Regions from separate parts of the Homo sapiens genome. Here region 2 is linked to region 1. The links are chromatin loops, found by intact Hi-C in ENCODE. Cell type or tissue: mammary epithelial cell. All regions are shown on one strand. Links, peaks and the distances in the headings refer to the core of each region. The heading gives the core; the rest is flanking DNA. Region 1 holds the start of MIR5700 (microRNA 5700). Region 2 overlaps NDUFA12 (NADH:ubiquinone oxidoreductase subunit A12).

The links. A loop is a pair of places that touch in the nucleus more often than their neighbours do. Peaks named below come from ENCODE experiments on the same cell type or tissue, not always from the same donor. Only the 100,000 strongest peaks of a DNase experiment are listed, where the experiment ranks them.
Region 2: it touches region 1 in a loop (4-fold over the local background); 2 of 110 quality-filtered maps call a loop at or near these places.

What each region holds. Positions count from the first base shown.
Region 1 is chr12:94,548,492-94,565,181 of GRCh38, reverse strand. MIR5700 (microRNA 5700) reads right to left here and starts at 3,393; the gene lies at 3,323-3,393. It also overlaps the pseudogene SUCLG2P2. RefSeq lists enhancers at 1,746-1,815, 3,856-3,965, 3,765-4,391. In mammary epithelial cell, for the core only: no CTCF peak of the experiment used is centred there; DNase peaks (open chromatin) are centred at 3,051 and 4,141; H3K4me3 peaks cover 657 bases; H3K27ac peaks cover 3,186 bases.
Region 2 is chr12:94,973,086-94,989,775 of GRCh38, reverse strand. All of the region lies in intron 3 of NDUFA12 (NADH:ubiquinone oxidoreductase subunit A12), which reads left to right. Among named protein-coding and RNA genes, the nearest start is that of NDUFA12, 22 kb to the left of the region's middle. RefSeq lists an enhancer at 1-415. In mammary epithelial cell, for the core only: a CTCF peak has its summit at 9,030 (motif pointing right); DNase peaks (open chromatin) are centred at 5,455 and 5,835; H3K27ac peaks cover 1,234 bases.

The DNA of each region.
Region 1 (16,690 bases), core at 658-8,657:
CAGATGATAGAAAAATTCTTAACTACAGTAGCCCATTCTGTGCCCTGGAAAATGGAGCATAGCTGAATATTTGGAAATCTTATGGGGAACAACTGTTATTTTGCACACTTTTGTCATTTGATGTCTGAGGATGAATACAGACAATGGAAGTGATTGAATGAAATATGTGTCCAGCCCAGCATATTCCTAAATGTTGCATTAGGGAAAACACCTTACCAATTCTGTGTTTCCCTGAAAAAAAAAAAAAAAAAAAAAAAGAAATGGGGAAAAGTTATGTTAGTTGGTTTCAAGCTTCATTAAGCATAGTGCTATAGAATAAAGCAGTATTTACCAGTTTTGAGTAATGTATGGATTTTTTCTTTTTTGAGACAGGGTCTCATTTTGTTACCCAGGTTGGAGTGCAGTGGTGCCATTATAGCTCATTGCAGCCTTCATCTCCCAGGCTCAAGTGATCCTCCCGCCTCAGCCTCCCAAATAGCTGGGACTACAGGCGAGTGCTACCATACCCAGCTAATTATTTTATTTTTTGTATAGACAGGATCTCACTTTGTTGTGCAGGCTGGTCTTGAACTCCTGGGCTCAAGTGATTCTCCCACCTTGGCCTCCCAAAGTTTTGGGATTACAGGCATGAGCAGCCATGCCCCACCGGATTTCTAATGTAAGAAATTATTTTGGGCCGGGTGCTGTGGCTCATGCCTGTAATCCCAGCACTTTGGGAGGCCAAGGTGGGAGGATTGCTTGAGCCCAGGAGTTCAAGACCAGCCTAGGCAACATAGTGAGAACCCCCCTGCCATCTCAAAAAAAAAAAAAAAAAAAAAAGAATTAAAAAAAAAAGAAGTTATCTTGTACATTTGAGGAGGTCCATAGTCACCATTTGACAAAGTAACTTAAAGTCTTAATAACAATAATAGCCTTTTAAAATTTGCAATTAAATCTATGAATATCTGCAGCCCCACATACAGAGTTATTTTCTAAATAGGTATGATTATGAGATGTAGAAATTTGTGGGTCATGTAAGGAACATGGCAATACCAAACAGCACCTTTCTGGGCATTCATAGATTTGGGATGATACCTGGCATTCTTTGACATTTACTGTGTACAATGTACTGTGCCAGGTGCTTTACTTGCACTATCAAATATAATCATTCCAACACCCAACAAGACAGGCACTATTATTTCTGCTTCGTAGATGAAGAAACTGAGGTTCAGAGAGGGAAAATAGTGAGCAGCATCAGGCAGCAGGTACTGGGGGATCCCCAAGCTTGTGTGACTCTAGCCTTTACGGGTGACCGCTACCCTACACTATAATAGAAGGAATTGAACAACTGGCTTCTTGTCAGTCAGGGATCACTTTTAATCCTAGGACTATAGCAATCAATAATGTGGTTACAAATTGTGCATTTCCATCTTCATGCTGCTGGCCATACAAGGTGAGGGCAGAGATACCTGAAGCTAGCATCCTTGATTTTTGAAGAGCCATGAGCTGACAGATTTGTGGATAAAGAGAATGGAAAGCAATTAATTATAGAAACTTTTACACACTCCCTGGCTTCCTGAGATTCTTGAGGTGTGTAATTGGCTGTTGACGTGGCTGAGTGTTTCTCAGCTTTTTTGCTCAGCTCCAAGACAGTGAAGTCTCTGGTGGCTTCTGCTCTGAGGCTGCGTGACATCTGCTACCATCTGTGGTGGCTACCTCAGAAATCTCTCTCCTTGCTAAGCCAGCCAGAATCTCTCCCTTGCCAGGCCTTTAACTTGACTAAAGCAGTTAACAGGAACATGCGTCAGCCATGTTAACAGCTGTTTTGTTGGTGGTTACTCCGCTCTGGCTTAGGCATTGAGAATTGGATTTCTTTTTTTCTCTTTTCCTTTTTTTTTTTTTTCCCGTTGTGCTTTAAAATAAGCCACTGAGTAGTAGAAATAAAATAAAGTCATGTACTTTCTGGTCTGTACTAGCAGTAAGGGACCCCATTTGCCAAAGAAGCTCTTGGAGGCCTGGATCCTTCTCTGATTCTTGGACTGTCAATGTCACAAGCAACAGTGCTAGCCTAGCCTTCTACCAGGGGTTTCCTCCCAAAGTGGTTTTGAATTCTCTTCCTTCATCATATTTATTCTGTGTTTTGATGCCCAGGTCTTGTAGCTCCCGGGAACAGTGAACTGTAAGACCCCAAAACTTAGGCCACAGGTAGAAGTTTATACATCCCCACACACAGTGGCTTAAGCAAGCAGAGACCCAAAGACATGCTTGGATTCAGAAAGGTGGCTGTCCCCAAACATGGTCAGAATTGCAAGGTGACTTCCTGCTATGCCTTGTCAACAACAAACAATTGACTAAGAAAATCCATGGAGGCCGGGCACAGTGGCTCACGCCTGTAATCCCAACACTTTGGGAGGCCGAGGCGGGTGGATCACTTGAGGTCAGGAGTTCGAGACCAGCCTGGCCAACATGATGAAACTCCATCTCTAATAAATATACAACAACAACAAAAAATTACTGGGCATGGTGGCGCGCACCTGTATTCCCAGCTACTCCAGAGGCTGAGGCGGGGGAATCGCTTGAACCCGGGAGGAAGAGGTTGCAGTGAGCCAAGATCACGCCACTACACTCCAGCCTGGGCAACAGAGTGAGACTCTGTCTCAAAAAAAAAAAAAAAAAAAGAAAAGAAAAAGGAAAGTCCATGGAAACCATGAATGAGAGGGAATGGAGGTGACCCATTCAGTCAATAAGCAATCATTCTCAAAAGAGAAGGTAGAGGGTTGCAGGGGGCCGGTGGCTGGCTCTCTGGGTGAGCTGGAGAGTGGCAGCTGTGTCCCTAGAGCAGGCGGGGATCCTGCCTGGCCAGCTGCACTCGGTCTTCTGGGTTTCTGGTTCACAGAGCTTGTTCATGGCCTCCCTGAGGCTATCGACTCTGTGCAGGCTCCAAGCCAAGCTGGCGACTGCTTGGCAGCCTCAGTGAACTCTTTCTACTGGGGACAGACTGAGCTGTCCGACAGGGCAGAACGTTTCAGCTCCTTGGCAGCTGTATATGCTTGAATGTAAATCACTACATTCGCTTTCTCTTCTCGGGGATATTCTTGTCAGAGTGAATCCGTTAGCATGAATCAGTTTCACAGGAGTGAGCACCTGATAAACTGATAGAGGCATTTCTGAACTCCATGACATGTGGGAAGCCCAGCTCGAAACTCGGGGGCTTTCCCCTTACTGGCAATTTGATTAAATGAGGATGAGGGGATGGGAGGGGTGGTGTTTCACCTCTGAGAATCTCCCCTTCCTAAACTGTTAACTGCCTAGGATTATAGGGGTTAGATGAGATCGTAGATGCTCAATAAATGCATTAAATTATTGAAGGCCTGGGGTGCCCAAGGGCCTTCAATAATTTAATGCATTAATTAATTAGTTTATTTATGTGAGACAGAGTCTCGCTCTGTTGCCCAGGCTGGAGTGCAGTGGCACAATCTCTGCTCATGCAACCTCCGCCTCCCAGGTTCAAGCTATTCTCCTGCCTCAGCCTCCTGAGTAGCTGGGACCACAGGCAGGCACCACCATGCCCGGCTAATTTTTTGTATTTTTAATAAAGACGAGGTTGCACCACGTTGGCCAGGCTGGTCTCAAACTCCTGGCCTCAAGTGATCTGCCCACCTCGGCCTCCCAAAGTGCTGGGATTACAGAATTTAATCCATTTATTGAGCACCTGCTACATGCCGTGCACTGTTCTGGGCACAGAGTACAAAACAATGTTACTATCCTCTTGGAGGTTACATTCTGGTGGGGGAGAAGTCAGGTGAAAATAAGATAATATTTGGAAGGGGGAAGGCCCAGGCTCTTGGCATGTTAAACTTACCTTGATATCCTTACAGAGAAAATGAATTTTCTGAGTGTTTCTTTGAATTTTTCAGCTCAATTTCACAGATAGCTATACAGCACAGCTTAGTAGACTCTTCCAAAGTAGAAATATTTCTGGGTCAGAGAGACTCGGCACAGCAGCAGGAGCGCTGGGAAGACCTGGGGTGGTTCTGTTTGGAAAGGGGATGAGATGCTCCTGTACTCCTGCTCCAGTGTTTTTGGCTTGAAATGAGTAACATGCAAATGAGCACCTGGGGCTGAGTCAGCAGTGAGTAACCCCCTCTGCGGGACGCCCAGCCCCGAGGCATACACGGGGCCGCCTCTACTGGCTACTGCACCCCGCAGATGCTTCCGCAGCAGACTCTGTGCCTCACCCCCGGCCCTTGCCCATGTCACCTGCTCAGTCAGAATTCCAGCTCAGGCCAGCGGGGCTCTGCTGATGAAAACAGCATTACCTGGAAGCCTGGGACTTCAGTGTTTCTTCCCGCAGCAAGTGCTGAGGAAGCCGCTGCCTTCCCTGGCACCCCCTTGCCGAATAGCTTCCCTTCTGCAGAGGGCTAGGGTCCCCACTTCATCAGGCCTCAGCTCTCCCCTCGGCTCACCCCTCCTTCATACCACTCCAGGCCTCTGTCCAAGACAGACTCCCACCTGGGCCTCCTGCCTCTTCTGAGAGCCGGCACCTCCTTCATCAGCACCTGTTTTCCAGTGGGTTCATTTCAGCATACACAGATGTCCAGCTGCTGCTGTCCTAAACCCACTTTTATGATCCTGCATTTCCTCAGCTCACTATTCCTTCTCTTCCCTGTCACTATCACGTTTCTTAAAAGAATAGTCTCTACTCCTCTCTCCCAGGATTTCTTAATCCACTAAAAACTAGTGTCAGCCCCCAGCACTCCCCTAAAACTTCTCTCAATGGGGTCACCGAGGACCCATTTGCACTTCTGGTGCATGCTTCACAGCCTGTGTTTTTACTAAACTTCTAGTCATTTCCCTTTGCGGTGCTCCCTCCCATCTGAAACATTTTGCTTCCCTTGGATATCTTCTTTCTTTTCTCCCTTTCTTTCTCTCTCTCTTTTTCTTTCTCTCTCTCTTCTTTCTTTCTTTCTTTCTTTCTTTCTTTCTTTCTTTCTTTCTTTCTTTCTTTCTTTCTCTCTCTTTCTTTCTTTCTCTCTGTCTCTCTCTCTCTCTGTCTCTCTCTCTCCCTCCCTCTTTCTCTCTTTCTTTCTCTCTCTTTTTTTTTTTTTTTTTGATGGAGTCTAACTCTGTCACCCAGGCTGGAGTACAGTGGGGCTCACTGCAGCCTCTGCCTCCCTGGTTCAAACAATTCTCCTGCCTCAGCCTCCCAAGTGGCTGGGATTATAGGCGCGCCACCACGCCCCGCTAATTTCTGTATTTTTAGTAGAGATGGGGTTTTGCCATGTTGGCCAGGCTGGTCTTGAACTCCTGACCTCAAGTGATCTGTCCACCTCAGCCTCCCAAAGTGCTGGGATTACAGGCGTGAGTCACTGCGCCCAGCCTGTTGGGTATTTCCTTGATGCCGCTCTCTGGTTCTCTTGCCACCTCTTGACCACCCTCTAGTCTTCTTTGGCTGCATTATCTCCATCTCACCCCCTTTGCACAGACTCCCCGTGATTCAGCCATCATCTCTAAGACTAATTCCACTGCCTCTATGTAGTGAGTACCTGCCTCTTTTCTGAGCCACAGACCATATTTCTATTTCCCCTTCATCTCTACATAGACATCCTTAGAGCACCTCAAAATATAAAACCAACCTCATTTTTTTGCCCTTACTTCAAATCTGCTCTATCTACACTACCTCATTCCATAAAGGCACCAACACCATCCATTTATTCACCCACCCAAGCTAGAAATCTTAAAGCCATTCCCCCTCTTTCTAACCAGTGCCATCTAATCGTGTCAAACTCTACCTTCTAAAGACACCCAAAACTTGTCCACCTTACTCTTTCCTACCTTGGTTCAGGGCACCATTATTTCCCCCCAGGAGAGTTGTAACAGTCTCCTATGTGGTCCCGGGTCTTCAGTTTTGCCCATACCCAATGCATCCACCATGTAAACTACCTGTGTGATCTAAAATGCAAATCAGATCATCTTATTCCACTTCTTAAAATTTTCAGTGGCTTCTCTTGCCCAGAGGGTCGTGTCTGAATTTCTGAGTGAAGCCCACTAGGTTCCCAGTGTACTGAAGTCCATGCAATGCCCCAGCCTCATCTCCCACCCCCCACCCCCATTGCATGCTCTACGCCTCAAGCCCTGAGCCCACCTTGCTATTTCATGCCCTTAGGTGACACACAAACACCTCCTCTGCCTGCAATCACATTTCTTCTCCTTCAAGACCCTTTCAGATGTCAGCTCTGCAAAGCCCTCATGTTCTTCTCCTCCTGACTCTGTATTCTGTAAAGAAATGCTGTCTAAATACCTTTTTCCTAGTTATTGAGAAGTGTTTCTTTTATGTCTGCTCCTGAAGTAAACAGTGAGTTCCTTGTGACCAGAGCATGCCCTTGCTCTTTCACTCATCTCGTCCTCCCACAGGACCTTGCCAAGTGTCAGGCACATATGTAGGTGGTGTTTAATCAATGCAATGAGCAAAGCAGCCCAGGTACTGTGAGAATGAAATATCTGGCTGGGCACAGTGGCTCACACCTGTAATCCTAGCACTTTGGGAGGCCAAGGCGAGTGGATCACTTGAGGTCAGGAGTTTGAGATCAACCTGGCCAACATGGTGAAACCCCATCTCTATTTAAAAAAAAAATTAGCCAGGTGTGGTGGCAGGCACCTATAATCCAAGCTACTCTTGAGGCTGAGGCAGGAGAATCGCTTGAACCTGGGAGACAGAGGTTGCAGTGAGCTGGGATGGTGCCACTGCACTCCAGCCTGGACAACACTGTGAGACTCCATCTCAAAAAGAAAAAAAAAAAAAAAAGATATCTACTGGGGCTATTTTCCTTTGCCCCTAGATTGTGAGCACTTGGTGGACTGGGAGTGTGTCTTTTTCTTATCTGCCGTACCTAGACAGCTGGTGTTCAATAAATAGTGTTGATTATGGTTGGGTTTACTACAACCTTCCAAAAACCCCCCCGATGCAAAGGGATAAAGATATCTAACTAGAATGCTGCCACTTCTGAACAGCTTTCTTTGACTTCAGTTTCCCTGATACTGACCTTTACCTCACCATGCCCTTCCCATTCTCTCCTCACCCCACACTAGGAGGAACTCTGGGCTATAAAGCTAATCTCATAAAATTTGCTGGAGTCTGAAGTCCACCCTGGCTAAAAAAAGAGCACACCTCAGAGCCCAGCCCAGGCTGACTTTAGGTACTTTCCACTTTTATTGAAATTATGACCACATTTCTGGAGTCAAAACAGGGAAATATGACTTACAAAGAACTTCTAAATGATAAAGGGAACAAGTTCCTCTTCATGGAATATGTCATTTTCCAGGCAGAGGGCTAAGGGGCTTTACATATTATCTCACTTCATCTACACTGCAGCCCTAAGAAGAAGCTACTGTCATCTTCTTACTTGACACATGAAGGAACAAGAGGCAATGGTGCTGAAAGGGTGAGAAATGGTACAGAAATGGTAGAATTGGAAATCAAACCCTCCTCTGTCTGATGCCAAACCATCAAGTCACTTCCAGGGACATGAAACAATCTGTGGCATGCCTTTGGGATCCTGAATTAGCAGAATTTCTGGGATTTCAGTGATTTATGAGAACACTATACAATTAGCAGTGTTTCTGTACACTAACAGCAAATTATCTGAAACAGAAATTAAGAAAATTCCATTTACAATAGCTACCAAAAATTAAAATACTTGGGAATAAACTTAAGGAGGTGAAAGATCTGTACACTGAAAACTAGAAACCACTGATGAATGAGATTGAACAAGACACAAATAAGTGGAAAGATATCCCATGTTCATGGATTGGAATAATTATTATTGTTAAAATGTCCATACTACTCAAAGCAATCTACAGATTCAATGAAATACCAATCAAAATATCTATGACATTCTTCACATAAATAAAAAAACACTTATGAAATATATATGGGATCCCAAAAGACCACAAATAGTCAAAGCAATCTTGAACAGAAAGAAGAAAGCTGGAGGTATCACATTACCTGATTTCAAAATATATATAAAACTGTGGTAAACAAAACAGCATGATCCTTCCGTAACAACAGACAGATAGACCAATGGAACAGAATAGAGAGCCCAGGGACAGAATATTAGAAATTTAGAATTTCTGATTTTGAGTTTTCTAGGATGTTTGAAAGCCATCTTCTCAGAATAGGATGGTCAGAAGGTATAGAGAGGGACCCAGCCTTCAGTTATAGTTATGCAGCCTCCCAAGGCCTGGCTCGCTCTCTTTGGAACCTCTTTGGAACTTCAGGGGCTTGAAGATTCCCATTGGGCATAAGGAAGTTGAGATCTGCTCCCAGGTTTTAGTACTTTATATTTATACATTATTAATGCATAAATAAAAATATAATATGTAATAACGTTTACTATATATTTAGAGATGTTCAGTTCTATATGTAAATCAATTTATTTGTTTAAATTTTTAAAAATTTTGAACTGATCATAAACTTAGTGAAAAGTTGGATGTTCTGTACAAAGAATTATATTTTTCCTGAACCACCTGAGAGTAACCATCAGTTGCCAACCTGATATCCGGTCACATGCAGTTACTCTAACGTGTAATTCCTACAGATAAAGACGCTCTCCTTCAAAACCATAATACAGCTGTCAGAATCAGGAAGGTAAATAGATGTCTTACTGACATCCAGTCCTTAGACCCCACTCAAGTTTCACCAATTGTCCCAATAATTGCCTTTGCAGCAAAATGACCTAGTTCAGAATTACAGGTTACCTTTAGTTATCTCTTTTGTCTCCTGAATGAAAGAATTCCTCCCATCTTTCCTTGACTTTCATGATCATGGCACTTTTGAAGATTATAGGCCAGTCATTTTGTATAATGTCCCACAATCTGGTGTTTCTTTGTGATTAAACTCAAGTTATCCATCTTTGGCCAGAACATCACAGAAATGATACTGTTCTCATTGCATCCTGTCACATAGAGCTCAGTTTCCATTTGTCCCATTATTGATGATTTTGCTTTGATAATTAAGGTGTCTTCTAGGCCCCTTCACTGTAAAGATGTTTTGTCCCCATGAGTAATTAATGAGGATTTAGTGGAGAAGTATGTTGTACCTCCCATTTCTCACCAAACTTTCAATTTATTCATCTATTTGCTAATATTAGTATGGAATCACTGTTTCCTATTTTATTCAAAGGGTTGTAATCCATGATTATTATTCATTTTAATAACAAGTTGAACCCTGTACAGCTGTGGGAACTCATTTAAGCAATGTTTTGTGTCCTTTTGCCATGTCCTCATTATTCTTTGAGCAAGCACGTGCTCCAGGCTCATGTTGTACTTTCCTTGCCCTAGACCTAGAACTGACCGTTCTTGTAAGGAGCCTGGGTTGCATTTGGTGGAAAACTGCATTTTAAAGCCAAGATCTGGATTCTAGGTTTGCTCTGCTATTAGGGCATCACCACTCCCAGGTCGTCATAGTAGACAGGGTAGGGAATACATTTTGTATATGGATATATGTATGTGTGTATAGTATGTAATGATACAGGTACATACATAGACATCTGTTATGGACTGAATCTTTGAGTCCCCCAAAATTCATATGTTGAAGCCCTAGTCCCAATTGTGATAGTATTTAGAAATGGGGCTTGTGGAAGGTAATCAAGGTTAAATTAGGTTATTAGGGTGGGGTCTTCATGATGGCATTAGTGGCCTTATAAGAAGAGAGGGCATGGCTGGGCGAGGTGGCTCACACCTGTAATCCCAACACTCTGGGAGACCAAGGCAAGTGGATCACTTGAGGTCAGGAGTTCAAGACCAGCCTGGCCAAATGGTGAAACCGCGTCTCTACTAAAAATACAAAAAATTAGCTGGGCATGATGGCACATGCCTATAATCCCAGCTACTCGGGAGGCTGAGACAGGAGAATCGCTTGAACCTGGGAGGCAGAAATTGCTGTGAGCCAAGATTGCACCACTGCACTCCAGCCTGGGCAACAGAGCAAGACTTCGTCTCAAAAAAAAAAAAAAAAAAAGAGCAGCAGTCTCTCTTTCTCATTCTCTCTTTCTGTCCCATGATGTAAGGACACAGTGTGAAGGTAGGGAGCAAGCCAGGAAGAGGGCCCTAGCCAGCATCTTGATCTCGGACTTCCCAGTCTCCAGAACTATGGGCAATACATGTCTGTTGTGTAAGCCACCCAATCTAGTGTATTTTGTGATAGTAACCTGAGCTGACTAAGACAATGTCTGTATTTATTTATATACTTATATGCATTTATATAAAAATTTAAATCTCTGCTGATTTCTGCATCTATGTCTATATTGAAAATCATGAGTGCGCACTAATACCTCCAATACCAATCAACACCTCTGGGTTTATTCAAGCTCTCCTTTCCATATTTGTAACTTCTTTCTCCTACAGTGAAAGCACGGACTTCCATTGTCTCTAACATATTTACTCATTTTCTCCACTCCCTCTGTATAACAAATTTCCCATCTCTGCTGCCCACATCTCCACCATGTGGGTGATGGTTGGGTACTAACAGTGCTGACTGCCTCGCCCTACTTGGATCTAAGACAACCTTGCTGGTGGCCCCAGTGCATGTACCTCCCTGCCACCCTCTCTGGCTTTGACACATGCTCCAGGCTGCCCATTCAAGGAAGCCCTCTTCCACCCTTCTGGATTGATGACTCTGCCGGGTACCCCCTCCCCTGTGTCCTCCTCCCCATGCCTGAGCTCGGCCACCCTGCTCTAGGCTACCAGCCCCTCCCACCATGGGTCCCTGCCTTACTCTGTTCAACTAACTGCTAATGGCTTTAAAACTGAATTATTCTGGAAGGAAAGGGAACAAGGAAAGGAAGAGCATTTTATTGTGGGTTTTTTCCTGATTATTTTAGTAATACAAAATGACTTGGAGACATTTGGGGAAATATAGAAGAGACAGAGAAAGATAAAAATCCGCATTAATTCTTCCACCTAGAGAAAACCATTATTATCCCTTTCCCTCCAAAAACGTTGAACTTAAACAAAAACAACCTTCACCACCCAACCCTACCCACGAAACTACTACTTTCCTCAGTTGAGAAAAGAATATATGCACATGCCGGGCACGGTGGCTCACGCCTGGAATCCCGGCACTTTGTGAGGCCGAGGCAGGCGAATCACGAGGTCAGGAGTTTGAGAACAGCCTGGCCAACGTGGCGAAACCTTGTCTCTGCTAAAAATATAAAAATTGGCCAGGCATGGTGGCCCGCACCTGTAATCCCAGCTGCTCGGGGAGGCTGAGGCTTGAGAATTGCTTTAACCCAGGAGGCGGAGTTTGCAGTGAGCTGAGATTGCACCATTGCACTCCAGCCTGGGCGACAGAGTGAGACTCCATCTCAAAAAAAAAAAAAAAAAAAAAAAAAAAAAAAAAAGAATATGTGCACATGGTTGAAAAATTCAGAAGTAACCTTCCTTCCCACCCAGATCCCCAAGACCCCTCCCCAGATGCAACTGTTGATATCTGTGTATTGTGTATTCTTCCAGCTATTTTCTATGCATATATAATATATGTTTACTCCATTTCTCAACCAAATTGAATTTTACCTTTCTTACATATTTCCTCTTAGTCTTTTTGCTCTGCATGTATATAATCTAGCAAAATATGAACTTTTTCCTATAAGTTGTCACTTGAAGTGCCTGCACAATTTTCCATCATGTATGTGTTTCATTGGTTTCATCTCCTGTTGTTGGGTATCTGCAGTTTTTTACTATCATAAATGATGGGCTTTGTCTTTATTGTGCCAGGGGAGTCATGAAGCCAACCCAGCACAGTGAAGCAGTTCAGCTGCTTTTGGTGGCTAGTAATAGAATGTTGAGCCAAAACTGGCTAAAACAATAGAGGTTTATTTTTCTCAATAATAAGCATTCCAAGGCCGGGTGCGCTGGCTCACGCCTGTAATCCCAGCACTTTCGGAGGCTGAGGCTGGTGAATCATCTGAGGTCAGGAGTTCAAGACCGGGCTGGCCAACATGTTGAAACACCGTCTCTACCAAAAAAAAAAAAAAAAAAAAAAATTAGCCAGGCATGGTGGCTCATGCCTATAATTCCAGATACTTGGGAGGTTGAGGCACAAAAATTGCTAGAACCCGGGAGGCAGAGGTTGCAATGTGTTGAGATCGTGCCACTGTGCTCCAACCTGGGGGACAGAATGAGACTCTGTCTCAAAAAAAAAAAAAAAAAAAAAAAAAAAAAAAAGCATTCCAGAGGTGGGTGATTAAACCAGTTTTGCCCAAGATGCTAAAACACAGAAGATAACATTTCAAAGCCAAGTCACTATAGGTAGAATTTCCAAAGCGCAGGTTTGAGGGCCTCTCCCTGTGTTCCTGAACTCCTCACCCTTTTCAGGATTGAGAGAGGGGAAAGAGAAGATTCTTCAACTGTTTTTTTTCTTCAGATTTCTTCTGAGGTGCCCAGGATGGAGGTTTTACTGCCCTCAACTTAAGGCAGGTCTCAGACAGAGCATTGAGACCTACTTCTTGACTGACAAGTGAGAGAGCTATCGAGACCTGTGGCTGCCAGACAGGAGGCCTATGCTGGAGGCAGCCACTGTGATGCTGAGTGCTTCTCCGGCTCTGGCATGCAGCACTCAGGAGAGAAATGCTGCTAGTCCAATGAGGGCAGGGGATCCCCTCAGAAGAAAGTGGGAAGTGGGCACAGCACCCCTGTGAGGCTGAGGGAGGAGACCCCAGGACAGATGCATCCCCTCAAGAGACCTGCAGGGAATCCCGGAGTAGCAATCTCCTAAGAGCCTGCAGAAGTATCCGTGAGAAAAAAATCAGTTGGGTCACAACAGAGACCCCAGCTGGCTTTTAGCAGTACCCACTTAGGAAAGACTCTACCGGTTGTCTTTCCCACGCCCTGGCCCTAAGGGATCAAGCACACCCTAGCAGCCTCGTAGGGGTGAGCGTTGGGTGGAAGGAGAAGAAGCATGAGGCAGAAAAAGAAAGAAACACCAGCCATGGCCTCTTTACACTTCAGGCTGTGGGCCTGAGACAGGCCTGGTGATGGAACGGAGACACGATGCAAAATCAGATTCAGGCTTTTATTCATCTTGTACTATTCTGATTCCACAACTGCAAATCTGTTGGCTAGGGAAAGTGACTTTGGGTTATCTGTTACCTGAGGGTGAGGACAAAAGTCATGGACCTGCCAGAGTTTTCATCCAGTAGGGGAATATCACCCCACTGAAGAGTTTCCAGGGCCAATGGGAGCAACAGTAGAGTTCATTTTCATCACACCTAATGAGCTGTGTCCTTGACATTCCAGTTACAAGCAGAGCTAAAGTGGCTGAAGCAACAGAGGTTTATTTTTATTTTTATTTTTTGAGACGGAGTTTCACTCTTGTCGCCCAGGCTGGAGTGCAGTGGCACGATCTCAGATCACTGCAACCTCCACCTCCCGGGTTCAAGCAATTCTCCTGCCTCAGGCTCCCGAGTAGCTGGGATTACAGGTGCCCACCACCACACCCGGCTAATTTTTGTATTTTCAGTAGAGACGGGGTTTCACCATGTTGGCCAGGCTGGTCTCGAACTCCTGACCTCAGGTAATCCACCCACCTCGGCCTCCCACAGTGCTGGGATTATAGGCATGAGCCACCGCACCCGGCCGAGGGTTTATTTTTCTCACCTAAAAAGAAGTTGGGAGGCAGGTGGCTGCAGGGTTGATTTATTAGCTCAGTGAAGGCCAAGGACCATGCTCAGCCGTCCTCTTGCTCTTGCTCTACTGGCCTCCGTCTATCAGTAATGTCTCCCCTCCTGGCCACAAGATGGCTGCCCTGGATCCAGGCATCACATCCTCACACAGAAAAACATGCTAGACAGGCTCTCCTTCCCTTTTACAGAGAGGAAAATCTCTTCTAGAAGTGCCCCCGAAAGACCAACTTTATGACTCTTGAGCCAGAACTTGGTCACATGTCCATCCCTCCAGCACATTTCCTGAACGTCTCCACTTCCTTACTGCCTAAGTTTCCTCAAACCACTGTAAACTAGAATCAGTACCTCCCTCCCAAGAATTGCATCCAATGAGGTCATCGACCACCTAATTGCCAAAACCAGTGCATGCATTTCACAGCCTGGCCTTACTTGGTTTCTAGATTGGTCAACACTGGAGACCTCTTCCTGTTCTTTGAAGCTTAATCCCTTAGGGTGTTTTCTCTCCAGGTCTCCGTGTACCTCTCCACCACTCTTCAGGGTTCTGTGGCTCCCCGTCCTTCCTACACACCCTCTGTGGACCCAGCTGCCGCCTGTGTGGCAAATACTACTACAGTTACATAGCTAGTAGCATCTACCTCTTTTATAAGCAGTGGATCTATATTTTAAATTTCTTATATAATATTGGTTCAGGATGTTCCTAGAGAACCTCAAACGAAAACACCAAGGTCATTGTTTTTTCCCTTACACCAAGTCTGCTCTTTCTGTACTCTTTATTTCCATTAAAAGGCACCACCACCACCCAAGCTAGAAACCTCAGAACCATCTTCCTTGTCATTACCACCATCAACCCATGTCAATTCTACCTTCTAAATACATCTCAAAATCATCATCTCTCCATCTCAACCGCAGCTGCACTAGTTCTGGTCCAGTTCTTCCCAGGACAGTTCTAACAGCCTTTTTTTTTTCTTTTACAACTTACAAAACATAATTTTATTTAAACTTGTATAGATAAAAATCTACCAAAATTTAAACAAAAACTTTATCCAAATCCTTTCCCACAACAAAATTGGACATCATGGAAAAAAAAAACATTCAGATAAGGTTCCCATCTTTCTACCATCAACTGGTAGATCCTGGGAGGATGAGGTGTAAGAGATAAACGAGGAGAGAAGATACTGATACCCAACACAATTTGATCTTCAGTGTTGTCTCATCTTGAAATGACTTAATAACAGAGATTTCCATAAGAATCAGGATTCATTTTTGACCCAAAAATGGAAGCTTCCACTCCAAAGTCACAAATAAGGTTTCTGGTTTTATTTTTAGTGTGAGGTAAACAGTATATTCAATATTAAACCAAATGGTAAAAACACATGGATGGTATATTAATGCAGACCTTCCATTATTAAGTATATTTTGGAACACTCATGGATTTTTCAAACATATGTTGGAATTAGAAACCTGTAAAATCTGCTGCAGTGTGTAATAGCTATTTGTTTGAATGTCTTGGCAGTGCCTTTTTAGTAGCTAATGTTCAGTGTAATCTTGTGCCTTTTTAGTAATTAATATATTAAATATAATCTTGTCTGAGTTTTTAAATGGTCTGTTCTTCTTTTTCATTATGTAGGATTAGATGCCCACCAAAATTCTTGTAAATGAAGCAGGACCCGATTTCAAATTCTGTCTATACACACAATATTTGGTCACATAGACCGCTCCCCAAAGTCTGCAAAACACTGCCTACTGGGCAGGCTTACAGTGACAGAAAAGTATGAGAATACGAGATATTATTTTTATAAAGACTAAAATCAGATTTAGGCTGTCTAGATAGCTTATTCCAGAAAACACAGATTTAAGATTTTTCAGTGATTCTTGCCTTCACCCCCCCTTTTCCTCCCCAACGAGATAACCATTTCTTTCACAATGATGAACCATCCCTTTTTATGGAAAAATGGCTTTGTTTCTCCATCGGATCAGGACAAAGACATCACTTCTTGGCCACACTGGCCACAGCCTTCTTGGCTGCATCCTCCAGGTCAACGGCTGAAGTAATGGGGAGTCTGCTGTTGAGTATTTCCTGGGCCTCTTGGACGTTGGTTCCTTCAAGCCAAACCACAAGGGGCACCTTGAGTTCTAGCTCCTGGCAGGCTTTGGTGATCCCATTGGCAATGATGGCACAGTTGACGATACCACCAAAAATATTGACAAGGATGGCTTCAACCTTAGGATCAGCTGTGGGCAATGTGAATGCTTGATATACTTGAGCTTCCTTTACACCACCTCCAAGATCCAAGAAGCTGGCTGGCTTCCTACCATTAAGGAAAATGATATCACAAGTAGCCATGGCGAGCCCAGCACCATTCACAAAGCAGGCAATGTTCCCATCTAGTCCTATGTATTTTAGATCATATTTGGCAGCTTCATTTTCAATGGGCTCATTCTCTGATTTGTCGTCCATAGCAAATATGTCTTTTTGTTGGAATTCTGCATTGTCATCAAAGTTTATCTTGGCATCAAAACAGACAACTTGTCCTTCTGGAGTTTCACCAAAGGGATTCACTTCCACCTGAGTAGCATCAATTTTCAGGAAGAGATTATACAGCTTCGTAATTTGATCTGCAGCCTGGCTTTTCAAAGGCCCAACGAAGCCTAGATTTTCTGCCATCCGCTGAGCTTGGCTGTCCTTTATTCCTTCAAAAATGTCAATTTGCTCCTTAAAAATGAGCTCTGGGTTTGAAGCAGCCACCTCTTCAATGTCGATGCCCTCCTGGGGGCTGCCCACCAGCATGGGGCCATTGCAGGACTGGTCCATCAGAATTGCCAGGTAGGTTTCTCTGGAAATGTCCAAGGCTTCAGCAACCATCACCTTGTTAACTTTCACACCTTCTTTTGGAGTTTGTTTTGTCGCTAGATTGTACCCAATCATCTGTTTAGCCAGCTGTCCCACAACATTAGGGTCTTTTGTTAAATGAACACCTCTTTTCAAACCACTATTGAAGACACCTTTTCCTCTTCCTCCAGCTAAGATCTGG
Region 2 (16,690 bases), core at 5,373-13,372, 420 kb before region 1:
AAAGCTAAAAGTTCTATTCAGTGGAGCAAGTCCTTTTATTTGATCTGAGACCACATGAAAATGAAGCTAAGAGCTGTAGAAGATCACTCCAGCAGGTGCCTAAGGGCAAGTGAGGATTCAAAGCTGCATTTCTTTGTGGAGAGGAGCCTCCTAAGGTCTGAGTACCTTTGATGACCCTTATTTGTATGGGAAGCTTCACGGCTTGTGATGAATCTTTTTAGGGAGAAATGGTGTTGAACAAGCTTAGCTGTTTGTTTCTCAAACCCCTCTTTGTTGACCGTGACACACTGTGGAATTCTAAATCTGTGGATTCTTACCTTTGATTCATGAATAAATTTGATGTTGGGTTGATATATCTCTAATTAGAGAGCTAGGTATTATCACGTGTAGAGAGTAATTGTACAGATACAATTTATCATCCCTATTCAAATAACTATTTAGTACCTACCAGGTGCCAAGAACCTGGGGTAAAGCAGTGAATAAAACAAGGTCCTTGTTTTCATAGGGGAAGGCAGAAAAACATCCTTTATATAATTGTGGTAATGAAAAATGCAAGGAAGATAATATGAAGCTGGGCCTCATGGGAATCAAGAGCAATGGAAGGGTCAGGTGGCTGTTTTATACAGCAGTTAGAGAAAGCTTCTTTGAGAAAGTGACATTTGAGGAAAGACGTAGAAGCGGGGAGAAAGCGTTCCAGGCAGAGGGAACCACAGGTGCAAAGCCTGTATGTTTGAGATGTATTGCTTGGTCTGTTCAAAGAACAGCAGTATGGCCAGTTTGGCTGGAATGGAATGAGTGAGGGGAAGATGTTAAGAAACGAGGTAGGAGAAATAGCTAGGGCCCAAATCATGTAGATGTTGTAAGATGAAAGGTTCTTGTATCGGCTCGAACCCTGAGAGTGCATCAGCAGACAACATGGCAGTGTGGAGCAACACACTGTTTTAATGAGCGCCTGGGTGCAGGTGGGCTGATGCCTAAAATGGCGTTAGCACCAAATGAGGATGGGGCAGGGGTTTTATAGTCTCCTGTAAACAGGAAGTGTCTCAGTCTGATGTAACTGCTACATAGTACCTGGACGGCCTGCCCCTCAATCTTCAAGGGGGTATGTGTCTTTCGGCCAGCTCTCTTCCTGCTTCTGCTGTCTTGCTGACCCACGCTGCTGGCCCAAGCTTGGGACTGGGCCTGAGAAGGGAGGAGTTATTCATCTCTTCAAGCTTTCAGGCCTCAGGGAGAATCTTTCAGTAAGCCATGGTACATACTTCGGCTTTTTGTCTGAATTTATTTGGAAGTCACTGGAAGGTAAGATAGGGTGTGATCTGATTTACAGTTTTTTAACATTTGGAATAATCCCGAACTTTCAGAATCATTACTAATATTTTAATAAAAGTAAGTTGCCAAATTGATGCCCCATCACTCCTGAATACTTTAGTGTGTACGTCTTGCAAACAAGAACATTGTCCTACATAACCACAATATGACCATAAATATCAGGAAAGTAACAAAGATACACTATGAAAGGGAGGCAAAATTTTACCCTTATCCTCTTAGGGCTTTTTGGTTGGGCTTGAGAATTAAAGACATGTTAACAGGAGAAAAGCATACAAATTTATTTAATATAAGAGTTCCGTGATGTGGAGCCCTCATAAGGGATGAAGACCCAAAGATGCAGTTCATGTTGAACACTTAGATACTGAATTGGACAAGGAGTAGAACACTGAAAATGAGAAGACAAAGGGACTTGGGCTTGAGTAGGTTAATTGGGTGGAGAAGTGACTAAGAAGATAAAAGTTAATTTAACAACGTTTGTGCAGATTTCCCTTGACCTCAATTTCCTGTCCTTGATGTAGAATGATAGTTTCCTTCTGGTATAGGGAGGATATCTTTGATGTGGGAATTTTTTCTCCTGCTTTCAGAAAGAAAAAGGCCATATTATTCTTGTGCCTGCTGTTTTTCTTTACCTTTTTTTTTTTTTTTTTTTTTTTTTGAGACAATGTCCTGCCCTGTCACCCAGGCTGGAGTGCAGTGGTACAGTCTGCAGCCTCGACCTCCTGGGCTCAAATGATCCTCCTATCTCAGCCTCCCAAGTAGGTGGGATTACAGGCATGTGCCACTACACCTGGCGAATTTTTGTATTTTAAGTAGAGACGGGGTTTCATCATGTTGGCCAGGCTGGTCTTGAACTCCTGGCCTCAAGTGATCTGCCTACCTTGGCCTCCCAAAGTGCTGAGATTACAGGCATGAGCCACCACACCCAGCCGTGCCTGCTGTTGTTCAAGTGCCTTTAACTCAGCATAGTCCATATGCCAGAGCTGCATATTTTGGAGCAGCGTGTTCTGAACTTCAGCCACTCAGGTTTCGTCAGTTGTCCCAACAGTGTCCTTTATAGAGAGATCCAATCACACATTTCATATGGATCTCAAGTTCTTTAGTCTCCTTCACACTTGATTGGTTCCTCAACTTTTCTGTGATTTTCATGACCTTGACGCTTTTGAAAATTACTTGACAGTTATATTGTTGAAGGTCCCTCAGTGAGTTTGTTGAATGTTTCCTCATGACTAGGTTCAGGCTATGCTTCTGTGACATTCCTGTCACTGAAGCCATGTTTTTCTTGTTGCACTCTATTAAGTAGCAGCTGATTTGTTTTTGTCCTATTATTAATGAAAACCTCTATCACGTGATTAAGGGGTCTGCCGGTTTTCTCCATTCTAAAGTTACTAATTTTCCCTTTGAAATTAATTAGCATTTTGTGGGGAGACACTTTGAGGTTATGTAAGTATCCCCTTACTCATCAAAGCTTTAATTCATTATTTGTATCTGTATCAACTCCTATTTTAATCAATGGGTTATAATCCATTGCTTTAAATGGTTCTTTTATTGTTCAAATTGGGCTCAATTTGACTAGTTGGAACCCATTCAAGCTGCATTTGGAGTTCTTTGGAGGTTTTTAGAGGGGAGGGGTTCTCAGTTTTTAAAAATATTTTATTTGAGATAGGGTCTCACTCTGTCGCCCAGGCTGAGTGCACTGGTGCTTTCACAGCTCACTCCAGCCTCAACCTCCTGGGCTTAAGCCATCCTCCTGCCTCAGCCTCCCAAGTAGCTGGGACTACAGGGGTGCATCACCACAACCTGCTGGTTTTTTTTTAGGAGATAGGGGTCTCACAGTGTTGCCCAGGCTAAAATTTTATTTTTAATTGACAAATAATAATTGTATATATTTGTGGGGTACAATATGATGTTTTGATACATGTTTACATTGTGGAATGATTAAATCAAGCCAATTAGTAAATCAATTACCTCACATACTTATCATTTTTTTGTGGTAAAAACACTTAAAATTATTTTAGCAATTTCCAAATATACAGTGAATTATTATTTATTACAGTCACCATTCTGTGCAGTAGAGCACTAAAGCTTAGTCCTCCTAACTGAAATTTTGTACTCTTTTATCAACATCTCCTCTTTCTTATACTCTCCACTCCTCCTGCCCGTGGTAACCACCATTCTACTCTGCTTGTTTTTCTTTTTTTTTCTTTTGAAGACAGGGTCTTGTTCTGTCTCCCAGGCTGGAGTTCAGTGGCACATTAATAGCCCACTACAGCTTCAATATGCTGTGCTCAAGCGATCTTCCCAACTCAGCCTCCTGAGTAGCTGAGACTAGCTTATTTATTTATTTATTTATTTATTTATTTAGAGACAGAGTTATGCTCTTGTCGCCCAGACTGGGATGCAGTGACGTGATCCCAGCTCACCGCAACCTCTGCCTCCCGGGTTCAAGCGATTCTCCTGCCTCAGCCTCCTGAGTAGCTAGGATTACAGGTGCACACCACCATGCCCAGCTAACTTTTGTATTTTTAGTAGAGACGGGGTTTCACCATATTGGCCAGGCTGGTCTCAAATTCCTGACCTCAGGTGATCTGTCCACCTCGGCCTCCCAGAGTGCTGGGATTACAGGTGTGAGCCACTGTGCCTGGCCTATTTTTATTTTTAGTAGAAGTGAGCTCTTGCTATGTTGCACAGTCTGATCTGGTTTCCCTGATGATTAGTGACAATGAGCATTTTTTTCATATAGCTGTTGACCATTTGTATGTCTTCTGAGAAATGTCTGGGTACTTTGTCCCTGCCAACCGCTTTTTTTTTTTTTTTTTTTTTGAGATGGAGTCTTGTTCTGTCTCCCAGGCTGGAGTGCAGTGGCGTGATCTCAGCTCACTGCAAGCTCCACCTCCCAGGTTCACGTCATTCTCCTGCCTCAGCCTCCTGAGTAGCTGGGACTACAGGCGCTGACCACCATGCCCAGCTAAATTTTTTGTATTTTTTTAGTAGAGACGAGGTTTCACCATGTTAGCCAGGATTGTGTTGATCTCCTGACCTCGTGATCCACCCACCTCGGCCTCCCAACGTGCTGGGATTACAGGCGTGAGCCACTGCGCCCGGCCTACCAACCACTTTTTTTAAAGATAGGGTCTCGCTATGTTGCCCAGGCAAAAGTACAGTGGTGTGACCATGGCTTACTGCAGCCCTGACCTCCTGGGCTCAAGCAATCCTTCCACCTCAGCCTCCTAAGTAGCTGGAACTGCAGCCATGTGCCACCATGCCCGACTAATTTAAAAATTTTTTTTATAAAAACACAGTCTCCCTATGTTACCCAGGCAGGTCTGTAACTCCTGGCCTCAAATAATCCTCCCACCTTGGCCTATCAAAATGCTGGGATTACAGGCATGAGCCATCATGCCCAGCCACTTTGCTTTTATTTTATTTTATTTTATCTTATTTTATGTTATGTTATGTTAATTTTAATTTTTGAGATAGAGTCTCGCTCTGTTGCCAGGCTGGAGTGCAGTGGTGCGATCTTGACTCACTGCAACCTCTGCTTCCCAGGTTCAAGCAATTCTCCTGCCTCAGCCGCCCGAGTAGCTGGGATTACAGGCGTGCGCTGCCACGCCCAGCTAATTTTTGTATTTTTAATAGAGATGGGGTTTCACCATGTTGGCCAGGATGGTGAGTTTTTTTAATTCCATATATATATATTATATATATATGGGTTTTTTGTTGTTTTTTTTTTTTGGCTATTAGCATTAGAGGGGGTCATTTTGAAAAGTCTTCATCATTCTTGGAGCACCTTCTTACTTTCTGACATGAGGTGTTCCAGGTTCATCTTAGAGTTTCTCTGTTCCAGCCTTGGAGACAGCCATTTCTCTGAGGAGCCCTGTGTTTGTTTGCTTTTTTTTGTTGCTTTTTTGTTTCTTTGGAGACGGAGTTTCACTCTTACTGCCCAGGCTGGAGTGCAATGGCGCAATCTCAGCTCAACCGCAACCTCCGCCTCTGGGTTCAAGCGATTCTCCTGCGTCAGCTGGTCTTGAACTCCCAACCTCAGGTGATTCACCCACCTTGGCCTCCCAAAGTGCTGGGATTACAGGCATGAGCCACCACACCCGGCCGTTTGCTTGTTTTTTAGTGGAGAGTGGTATTAGAAACTAAGATATGAATGTCAGATGTGCTCATCATTATTGGAATGTCAGTGCTTCCAGGCCTTCTCAGTGGACAAGCTAGGAAACATGGGTAATGATTGTGTGTCCCCACCAGTACCACTGACGGCAGTCCAGCACTACAGTTTACACTCCAGTTTTCTCCCTTTCCACATTTATAGCTGGTTTCTTCTTAATATAGTTATTTGATCAATTCCACTGTGTGTAACTAAGTTCCCATTGCTGCCCTCTCATCCCCCCTCCCCCACTGGACTTCCTCCTTACCCTATTTTGCCTCCAGCACCCCAAACCAGCTTGCCACCCTCCCTTCTCCTTGTGTGGACAGGCTCTTCTCCCCACAAAGGCTCTGACACATCTTGCTGGGCTACCGCAACACCCTCCCTCACATACCAAGTGCTACATTCCTCGGGCCCACTTAATGACTTTTGCACTCTGATTTACATTTTTAAAGCATCTCTGTGGTTGCTGTGAAGAATAAAGGAAGGAGGCAAGGCAAGTGTGGAAGCAGGCTACTCACTTAAGAAGCTGTTGTAAGTCATGGCCTAGGCTGTTGATGGGGTTGGACTAGGGTGCTAGTGATGCAGGTTGTGAGATTTGGGATCGTATTAGTTGTCTATACTGTGGAACAAGTTATCCTAAACTTAGCTTAAGACAGTAAATGTTATCTCACAGCAATTTGAGTGTAGCTTAGCTGGGTGCCCCAGGCTCAGGGTCTCACAAGGTTACAGCTGAGATCTTCTCTGAGGCTGCTGTGCTCTCAAGGTTTGACTTGGGAAGGACCCACTGCCACACTTACTCATGTGGCTGTAGACAGACCTCAGAAGATTTGCTTCCCAGCTCATTCAGTAGACCTCTGCACAGGCCACCTCTTGACATGGCGTCTGGCTTCCCCAGACCAAGGTGGAAGGAACAGTCTTTTTAAACCTCATCTAGGAAGTGATATCCCATACTTCAGTTGTCTATTTATTAGAAGCAAGTCAATCAGTCCAGCCACACTTAAAATGAGGGTATTATACAAGGGTGTGAATACCAGGAGGCAGTGATCGTTGGAGGCCCTCTTAGAGGGTGCCAAGTAAGATGGGGTCAGCAGGAGTTGCTGATTGATTGGCTTTTGAGAGAAAAACCAGTCAAGGATGACTTCAATATTTTTGGCCTGAACTACTAGAGGTACAGTTACTGAGATAGGGAAGAGTGGAGTAGGGGGAGCAGGTTTAGAAGAGGTAGTCTACGTTAAGTATGAGAAGCTTGATAGACGACCACGTGAGAAGGTGAGTAGACAGTTGAAAACTAGCCTGTTGGTTAGGCTAGAGATTGATGCTGGAGATAGGATTTTGGTTTGATTTTATCTAGTGTAGTATTCAACTTAACTTTATAAATTAAGGGTTAGGAGAATATGACCTTCAGTTAAATGCCTAGCTCTGTTATCCTGGAAACCAGATAAAATTGTTTTAACAGTATTGCAATATAAAATCGACCTCTGATTGGGAAATTGCCTCTGGATTGAGAGGAATTAGAAATGCCTGGTGAGTGCTGCTGCTCTTAGAACTGGCATGACCCTGTGGGAAAGGGAATCCTGAAGCTATGCCTTTGGAGTTACTAGAGACGTTGGCTCTGGTGGAGCGTAAAGCTTTGAAGTTAGGGCAGCTCCTGCACCTGTCTCATGATGCTCTCATCTCCCTTGAGCCTGAGCTGTGTCATCTAGGGAGTTAAAGAAAATAGCTTCTGGGCCGGGCGTGGTGGCTCACACACAGCACCTTGGGAGGCCAAAGCAGGCAGATCATGAGGTCAGGTGATCGAGACCATCTTGGCTAACACAGTGAAACCCCGTCTCCACTTAAACTACAAAAAAAAATTAGCCGGGCCTAGTGGCGGTCGCCTGTAGTCCCAGCTACTTGGGAGGCTGAGGCAGGAGACTGGCATGAACCTGGGAAGCGGAGCTTGCAGTGAGCCGAGATCACACCACTGCACTCCAGCCTGGGCAACAGAGAGACTCTGTCTCAAAAAAAAAAAAAAAAAAGAAAAGAAAAAGAAAATAGCTTCTGGACGGCTGGGTGAGCTGTCACTTGCATGAACAACTGCACAGACTCCCAGGGAGAGGAACATCTGATGCTGCCCAGCTGGCAAGCTGTGATTCCTGTCCTCTGTCCTGAGTTCTCAGATGCCAAGTGTGGCCTATGATAGTCTTATGAGTCTGTTCAGTAGCTGCATAATCTCACCTAGGGAAAGATTTCCCTTAGAGACATTAGCGTTTTGGATAGAATTTTAGTCAGCTTCTCTGTTTCATTTAATGTTCTCTAATCTTATGGGAAACATTAGAAATCTTGTGGAAAAATGAGCTCATTTTATCTCTCTGGTCTAAAGGCCTTCACTTCTTTGAATCTACCAGCCACCAGTAAAGGCTGCTAAGTCCACCAGTACAAAAACAAAAGATGGTGGTGCAAACTTCTTGGATGGGCAGTTGAGCTACACGTGCCTTGAAAATAAGAAACGGATTGCCTAGAACCTAACACAGTCTGCTTACAAACTTGATTCATTCAACAAATATATATTGAGCACCCCCCTATATGTCAGGCCTTGATGGGTTTATATATTCACAGTGGTGAGTGAAATATGTATGGTCTTTGTTCTCTTGTAGTTTATAGGCACTTAATGAATACTAGTACTAATACTGTGTTCTAATTTAGTGTCTTTTTTTACAGTACCTTCATTTTCCTATATGTTTTATTCTCTTATGGGATCAGCAACAAGATATTAATTTCTTCTTCAGGAATTTATATTTAATTTGATTGAGTAGAATACCCTGAAAGTATTTAAGTAGATAACAAATAACATTTTATTTTATTTTGAGGCAGTGTCTCGCTCTATCACCCAGGCTGGAGTTCAGTGGTGCGATCTTGGCTTACTGCAGCCTCGACCTCCTGGGCTCAAGCCATCCTCCTGCCTCAGCACCCGGAGTAGCTGGGGCTACAGGCACGGGCCACCATGCCCGGCTACTGTTTGTATGTATGTATGTATGTATGTATTTAGTAGAGACAGTGTTTTGCCATGTTGCCCAGGCTGGTCTCAAACTCCTGGGCTCAAGCTATCCACCTGCCTTGGCCTCCCAAAGTGTTGACATTACAGGTGTGAACTACCGTGCCCAGCTCAAGTACTATTCTATACTACTTTTTCTTTCTTTTTTTTTCTCTTGTTCTTGTCTTTATTTTGTTCAATGCCAATTTTATTGCCTTCAGTTTTATTCTGAAGTTATCTAATTGCCACCGTCTACACAGTAACACACAGAAGTCTTCATTTTCATTGTTATGGTAGTTAGCATTTATATAGAATTAGTGTAGAAAAGTAGAAAGTTTGGGCTATTTCATGCACGGCTGTATAAAATTATTGTTTTCACTTGTATCAGAAGAAATAAAGATGTGCTTTTTGTGGTTTGAAGTATTGGAACCTTGAAGTCCTTTGAACCAAGTTAAAAAAAAAAACAAAGCAAGACATGGCTTGGTTAGATTTTTCTCTATTGCACGTATACCGTTTTCCCACTTGGTGGCACTTTCTGTTCATTTCTTAGTAACATGTCTTTCTCTCTCAGCATAGTTACACCAGTCTCTCCTCGTACATTGATTTTTCTTATTAAAATTAATTTACTGAAGTAATACATAAATACATCATTTAAAAAATAATAGTGTATGGTAAAGGGTTTCTTTTTTTTTTTAACAGAAAATAATTTTGTCCCTGAAAATTTTTCTGTGCCCAGGGAAAAATTAATAAATGGTTTTGCCCTTGAAAGGCCAATTTGTTTAAGATGCTTAACATCGTGGTGGTCAGCTGTTTTTCATTTGGCGTGATGTGTTCTAGAAGCCTTTGTAGAGAAACAGGGTGGCAGGTGAGGGCCATTACATGGAGGCGATAGAGAAGAATCAAGGATGATTCATAGGTTTGGGGCCTGAGTGGTTGGTACCATAATGCTGGGACCATTCACTGAGATGAGAAGACTTGTAGAAGGGCGGGTTGGTAGGGGTGGAGAATTAGAATCAGAAGCCTCTTTTTGGACATAGTAAGTGTGTGATACCTGTTGTGAAATCTACATGATTAGATATATATCAAGTAAACAGCTGAATATACAAATCGAGCTTAGGACAATGGTCAAACCTGCCAAACCAGCAAAGAACAAGGTAAGTAGCTAGCAAGGTAGGAGGAAAGGGAAGAAAGAGGAGTATTTCAGCCAGGGAAGCCTCGTTGTATTGATTGTTGCCAAGAGGTTGAGGAAGATGATGACAGAAAAATGTCCGTGTGATTTGGCAATATGAAATTCATTGAATCTACATAGAATCTGTTCTTGAAAGAAATGAGGAGAGATCAGAAAAGTTTGAACATTCTAGCAAAGGAGAGTGATCCACATAGCCCCTAGTAGACATGCACTGTCAATATTGGACATAGTTCCATTAATCCTTTTTTTTTTTTTTGAGACAGGGTCTTGCTCTTGTCACCCAGGCTGGAGTGCAGTGGCATGATCTCAGCTCACTGCATCCTCCACCTCCCAGGTTCAAGCAATTCTTGTGCCTCTGCCACCTGGGTAGCTGGGATTACAGGTCCCATGACCACACCCAGCTAATTTTTGTATTTTTTTTTTTATAGGGGTGGGGTTTCTCCATGTTAGCCAGGCTGGTCTCAAACTCCTGGCCTCATGTGATCCGCCTGCCTCAGCCTTCCAAAGTGCTGGGATTACAGGTGTAAGCCACCTCACCCCGTCCCTTTTTAATCCTTTCTGTGTAGTTGTGTTCATAACCATACTCCATTTTACTTGCTTTTTTCCATCAATATTATAAGCAATTTTTCATGTTATTAAAACAATCCTTATAATCACCATTAAAAGATTTTTTCTGATTATAAGAATATACAATTGCTATAGAAAATTTGGAAATCTGGAGAATTATTAATATGAGGTAGAAACAATTCTTTGGCCCAGAAGCAATACTGTTAATATTTTATTCACTGATTCAACAACTATTTGAGGGTCTGCTTTTGGGTAGAGAAAGAATGTTTTGGGGGTGTTTGTTTTAGAGGTGGGGTCTTGCTCTGTTGCCGAGGATGGAGTACAGGAGCTATTCACAGGTGCAATCATAGCACACTACAGCCTTGAACTCCTGGGCTCAAGCATCCCCCCTGCCTCAGCCTCCCATGTAGCTGGGACTCCACAGAGGAATGTTTTTTAAAGACCACAGTGTGAAAAACTGATTGTAGTTTATTGGTCACACCTTCTTTAGAAGAAAGCTTATTATTATAAATAACATATACCTACACATTTCTCATATAATGTATACAACATTTTCTGACTTGCTTCTCCCTCCCCTCACTTAATATGTCACAGACATTTTTCCTGTCTCACTAAATACTGTGTCAGTTCGAGTGTTTTAGTTTCTGTGGGGCTTTTGTATTTAGAAAGGATTGTTGGGCAATTTGGATTTAAAATTAATATACTATTTATTATAGTTGCAAATTTAAAAACCTAATTGTTTTTCATTCTTGAGGTTCAATTTATAAATAGGATAAAAAGATTAGTAAATTGAATTACTTTTTGCATAAAAATAAGGAACAATCATTTTCTCTTGTTCTTTGATGAATGTTCGGTAAACTCTAATGGAAAGGATTACATTGTCCTAAACAGTAATACCCATTTGCAAATTTAGTTAATACATCTCTTTAAGCAGTTTAGTCACATTTATAAATTGAACATATTTGATATTTGAGTTTTTTCAATTCTTCAAATCCCCAGTGCATAGGCAGATTAACCTATCAAGCAAAATGTTCCTAAGCACTTAAATGACTCTTGTTTACTCAAGCCCAAAACTTCAGTGTCATCCCCCAGTCTAATTCTCTAATGTCCAGTCTGTTAGCAAGTTCATCCTGCTTTCGTTTCTCCATATATCCCACATCTCATCACTGCCTCTATGACTGTTACCCTAGTCCAAGGCACAATTATCTCTTGCCTGGACATCTACAGTCACCTCCCAACTGGTTTGATAACATTCTTGCAGTGCACTAGCGTTCCCAACATGCTAAGTGATGAGAGTGCATATTTTTAAATGTAAATCAGACACATCAAGTCTCTGCTCAGAATGACCCAGTGGCTTCCCATCACAGTGAGAGTAAAAACCCCAACTCCTTCCATGCTCTGCGAGGCGTTATGTGATCACAGTCTGCATGCACTGTCCTAGTCACAGCCCTGTTGACTCTGACTTGGCCACATTGGCCTTCTTGCTTTTCCTTGAACAGTGAACATACTCCCAACTCAGTCTCTGCACTAGCTGTTTCCCCAGATTTGGCATGGCTCACACACCTTCACTTTATTCAAGTGCCCATCTGGTGGCTCTTCAGGTGGTCTAGTCTATAAGAGCCCTGTTCCCTCTCATACTCCATACTCTTCCCCTGCTCTGGTTTTTTCCTTGATGGCACTTAACTACCTCTGCTTAACATTTTTTTTATATTATTTAATTTATTGTATGTTTCCCCAAATACCATGTTGGAACAGTGCCTACCACATAGTATTTCTGCAATAGATTTTTGTTGAATGAATGGATGTACATATACATTTTACTTGAAACAAACATTATTTTTTGGGTATGATAATCAGTTTTCTTCACTTTAGCTGATCCAAAAATGGCATCTTCTGCTACTCCTTTATAGCTTTCTAATGAATTTGAAACTAGATTTACCTCTGAATTACATTGCAATTTCAACCTGTCCTTTTTAGTACTTTGACCCACTGAATCATTTGTTACAGTTTTGTGGGGTTTTTGGGGCAGGGGCGGAGGGGTGTTTTTTTTTTTTGACACAAGGTCTTGCTCTGTCACCTAGGCCAAGTGTAGTGCCGTGATCATAACTCACTGCAACCTCAAAATCCTGGGCTCAAGCTATCCTTCTGCCTCAGCTTCCTGAGTAGCTGGGAGTATAGGTGCATGCCACCACACCCAGCTAATGTTTTTGTTTTTGAGAGAGAAGGTGTCAAACTCCTGGCCTCAAGTGATCCTCCAACCTTGGCCTCCCAAAGCACTGGGATTATATGTGACAGCCACTGTGCCTAGCCTGTTACAGTCTTCTAAAATATTATTTCTCTAAATAAATTGCTAGCTGTCAATGGCAGATAATATTTTCTTCAAAGTAAGTCCTTCCTAATGTTTATTTTCTGCTCCAGAAAAATCAGAATATTAGGAGACTGTGTTCTAAGAAACTACAAACTGCATTAATTGGGTAGTTTCTCTTATGTTACAGAATGTTACTTTTCTTTATACCCTTTCTCTGTTAAAATGTGTTCATTATAAGCAGAAGACAAGATTGTTTTGATTTTTAAAACTCAGCTTTTATTTAACACATTTCACTGAGTATTCATTGCTTCATTTAATATTGATTCTAACATTTTACAAAGATGCCTTGTTGGAAAATTCCATATGTGGAATGTGGAAATAAACTATGTATTACTCTTGGTGAATGAGGAACTGCTCAGCATGTTCATTATAGAAAATTCAAAAAATAACAAAAGAAATAAGAATAGCCTGTTATCCCACCACTTGTAGAAACCACTGCTATTAATATTTTGATACACATTTGACCTTCAGTATCTGTGGGTTCTGCATCCATGGATTAAACCAACATTAGATGGAAATTATATCAGAAAAAAGTTCACAAAGTTCCAAAAAGCAAAACTTGGATTTGCTGTGTGCCGAGTATTATGTTGAATCCACATGAATGAAGTCATATGCAGACATCATATTAGGCATTATAAGTAACCTGGAGATGATTTAAAGTATACAGGAGGTTGTGCATAAATTATATGCAAATGCTACATTTGCATATCCACAAATGATCATTTGTGGATTTTGGCATCCACAGGGTGTCCTGGAATCAATCCCCCATAGACACTAGGGACAACTGTTTATTCTTATCTCCTCGATTTCTATGCATATATATTCTTTTGTTTTTGTTATTAATGTAATTGAGCTTTTTGAAGAAGTAGCCTGGGTTTGCAAGTTATTTTAACTTTTGGCAGCCTGGTTTTCTCACTTACTATATTTGGATAATAATATTTATCACGAGTTGTTATAAGGATCAAATAGGTTAATATTTGTAAAGTGTATAGATTAGTGCCCATGACTTATAAATGCTATCTATAAGTATTAAATAAATTAGGCAAATAACCCGCTTTTAAAACATATATGGTGAACATTTTCTCAAGTCATAAAATATTCTCTGTCTCTCTCTCTCTTCTCTTTTTTTAGAAATGGGATCCCCCGCTGTCCAGGCACGATCATGGCTTTCTGCAGCCTTGAACTCCTGGGCTCATGTGATCCCTGCCTCAGCCTCCCAAGTAGCTAGGACTACAGGTGCCTGCCACCATGCCTGGCTAATTTTTGCATTTTTTGTAGACATGGGGTCTCATGTTGCCCAGGCTGGTCTCGAACTCATGGCCTCAAGCGATCCTCCCACCTTGGCCTCCAGAAGTGCTAGGATTACAGGTGTGAGGCACCATACCTGGCCAAAATATTATCTATAGCATAAATGTTAATAATGCCTTAGTCTTCCATCATATGGATATGCCATGAGCTATTCCCTTTATTTTTGGTTTTGTTCTTTCCATTCTTTCACTGTTATAAATAAAGCTCTGATAAATATCCTTGTACATGAGTATTCATATCCTCATTTCCTTAAATGGAAATGGATCCACCAGGAGTATACATGTTTTATAAGTTTTTGATACCTGCTGCCAAATTGCCCTCTAGAAGGGCTATACCAATTTATATTCTCAGGATAAATATATTGAATAGTATATGAGTACTGATTTCTCTTTAAGTTCACTGATTCTGGGTTTTATTTTTTAAAATCTTTGCTAATTTAGCAAGTAAAAAATTATACCTTAATGTGCATTGCCTTGATTAAACTTCATTGTTTGCCACTATAATTTTTTCTTTGTTGACATCTCTTGATGTTTTTTGTCCAGTTTTCTATTGGATATTTGACTTTTTCTGATTTGTAATGATAGATGAACCTTTTTTCTGTATATTACAAATATTTTCCCCTGTTTCTTTTAGTCTTTAATCCTGTTTATAGTGTTTTAGGACATACACTTTTCAATTTTAAAAACAATTTTAATTTTTTGGGTACATAGTAGGTGTATATATTATGGGGTGAGATGTTTTGACACAGGCATGCAATATGTGATCATCACATCATGGAAAATGGGGTACCCATCCCTTCAAGCATTTGTCCTTTGTGTTACAAACAATCCAATTATACTCTTTTAGTTGTTTTAAAATGTACAATTAAGTTATTATAGACTATAGTCACTGTGTTGTGCTGTCAAATACTAGGTCTTATTCATTCTTTCTGACTATTTTTTTTTATACCCATTAACCATCCCCACCTCCCCCTAATCCCCAAACCAACCCCACTACCCTTCCCAGCCTCTGGTAATCATTCTTCTACTCTCTATCTCCATGAGTGCAATTGTTTTGAGTTTTAAGTATCACAAATAAATGAGAACATGCAATGTTTGTCTTTCTGTACCTGGCTTATTTCACTTAACGTAATGATCTCCAGTTCCATCCATGTTGTTACTAATGACAGGATGTTGTTCTTTTTTATGGCTGAATAGTACCCCATTGTATTTAAGTATCACATTTTCTTTACTCATTCATCTGTTGACAGACACTTAGGTTGCTTCCAAATTTTGGCTGTTGTGAACAATGCTGCAACAAACATCGGAGTGCAAAAGTCTCTTCGATATACTGATTTCCTTTCATTTAGGTTATACCCAGCAGCATCATTGCTGAATCATATGGTAGCTCAATTTTTAGTTTTTTGAGGAACTTCCTAACTGTTCTCTATAATGGTTGTACTAACTTACATTCCCACCAACGTGTTTGAGGGTTCCCTTTTCTCCGTATCCTCCCAGCATTTATTATTGCCTGTCTTTTGTATAAAAGCCATTTTAACTGGGATGAGATAATATCTCATTGTAGGTTTTTTTTACTGCTCCTTGTGGACCAGAGCGGTAGCCTTAATCTCAGCACTTTGGGAGGCCGAGGCGGGCAAATCACTGGAGGCCAGGAGTTCGAGACCAGCCTGGACAACATGGTGAAACCCCGTCTCTACTAAAAATAAAAAAATTAGCCCGGCATGATGGCATGCGCCTGTAATCCCAGCTACTCGGGAGGCTGAGGCAGGAGAATCACTTGAGCCCAGGAGGCAGAGGTTGCAGTGAGCCAAGATATCACCACTGCACTCCAGCCTGCGCCACAGAGCAAGACTCTGTCTCAAAAAAAAAAAAAAAAAAAAAGACCCAAGAGTCTGTTTTGCAAGTAAAACTCTCTGGTGTGGCAATCTGAAAGATATGATTTTTTTTTACCCCTTATTTAATAATAAAATAACAAGGGTTATATTTGCCTAGCAGACTATAAACATTTCCTTATTTCTTATAATTCTTTATAAACTGCCATAATGGGTATAGTTTATTATTTATTAATTCCCTGATTCTTGCATGTAGGCTTGCTAGGATAAATATTTTCAGATTTTGTGTATTGTGATAAAAATTATCTTTTCCTTTTTTGGAGCATTTTCCATTTCTCCATGAGCTCTTCACTTCCTCACTTAAGTAACTGAATAGGCATAAGCTTGGGACTATGGTTCCTTAAATATCATTTTAACCTTCCGGAGTCTTGACAGCAATTTTTTGAATAAAATTTTTCTTTAGTTAAGCTGACTCAGTGAGGTAAAAGTTAAATATTTCAGCTGTGCCGTAAGCTCACATAAAGCCCCTTGATAAGTGACAGCCTTGACTTTAACAGCTAATCCCTCCTCTGAGTGGTTAGTGGAGCCTGGCTCACCACTATCGTCTCATAAGGGCTTCAGCGCTCGTGTGCTCATATGAATGGTTACAGTTTATTGGTCCAGGTCACTTTCACTAATCCCCAGCTTCCTTTAGAGGATGTAAGACAGACACTGACCTAGCTTGTACAGCCTTCTGCATTCTTCATTGTATAAGCTGATCATGATACAATTATCTTTAGACATAAACATAGCAACTGTAATCATATTTTATCTCTATTCAGACTGGTTTTTAGTCAGTTACCTAGCTATATCTATCAATTACTGCTAGCAAATATTCTTAGGTTTACATAGCAACAAAAATTTTTTCTCATTAGCTTTAGTTTTAGTTATTC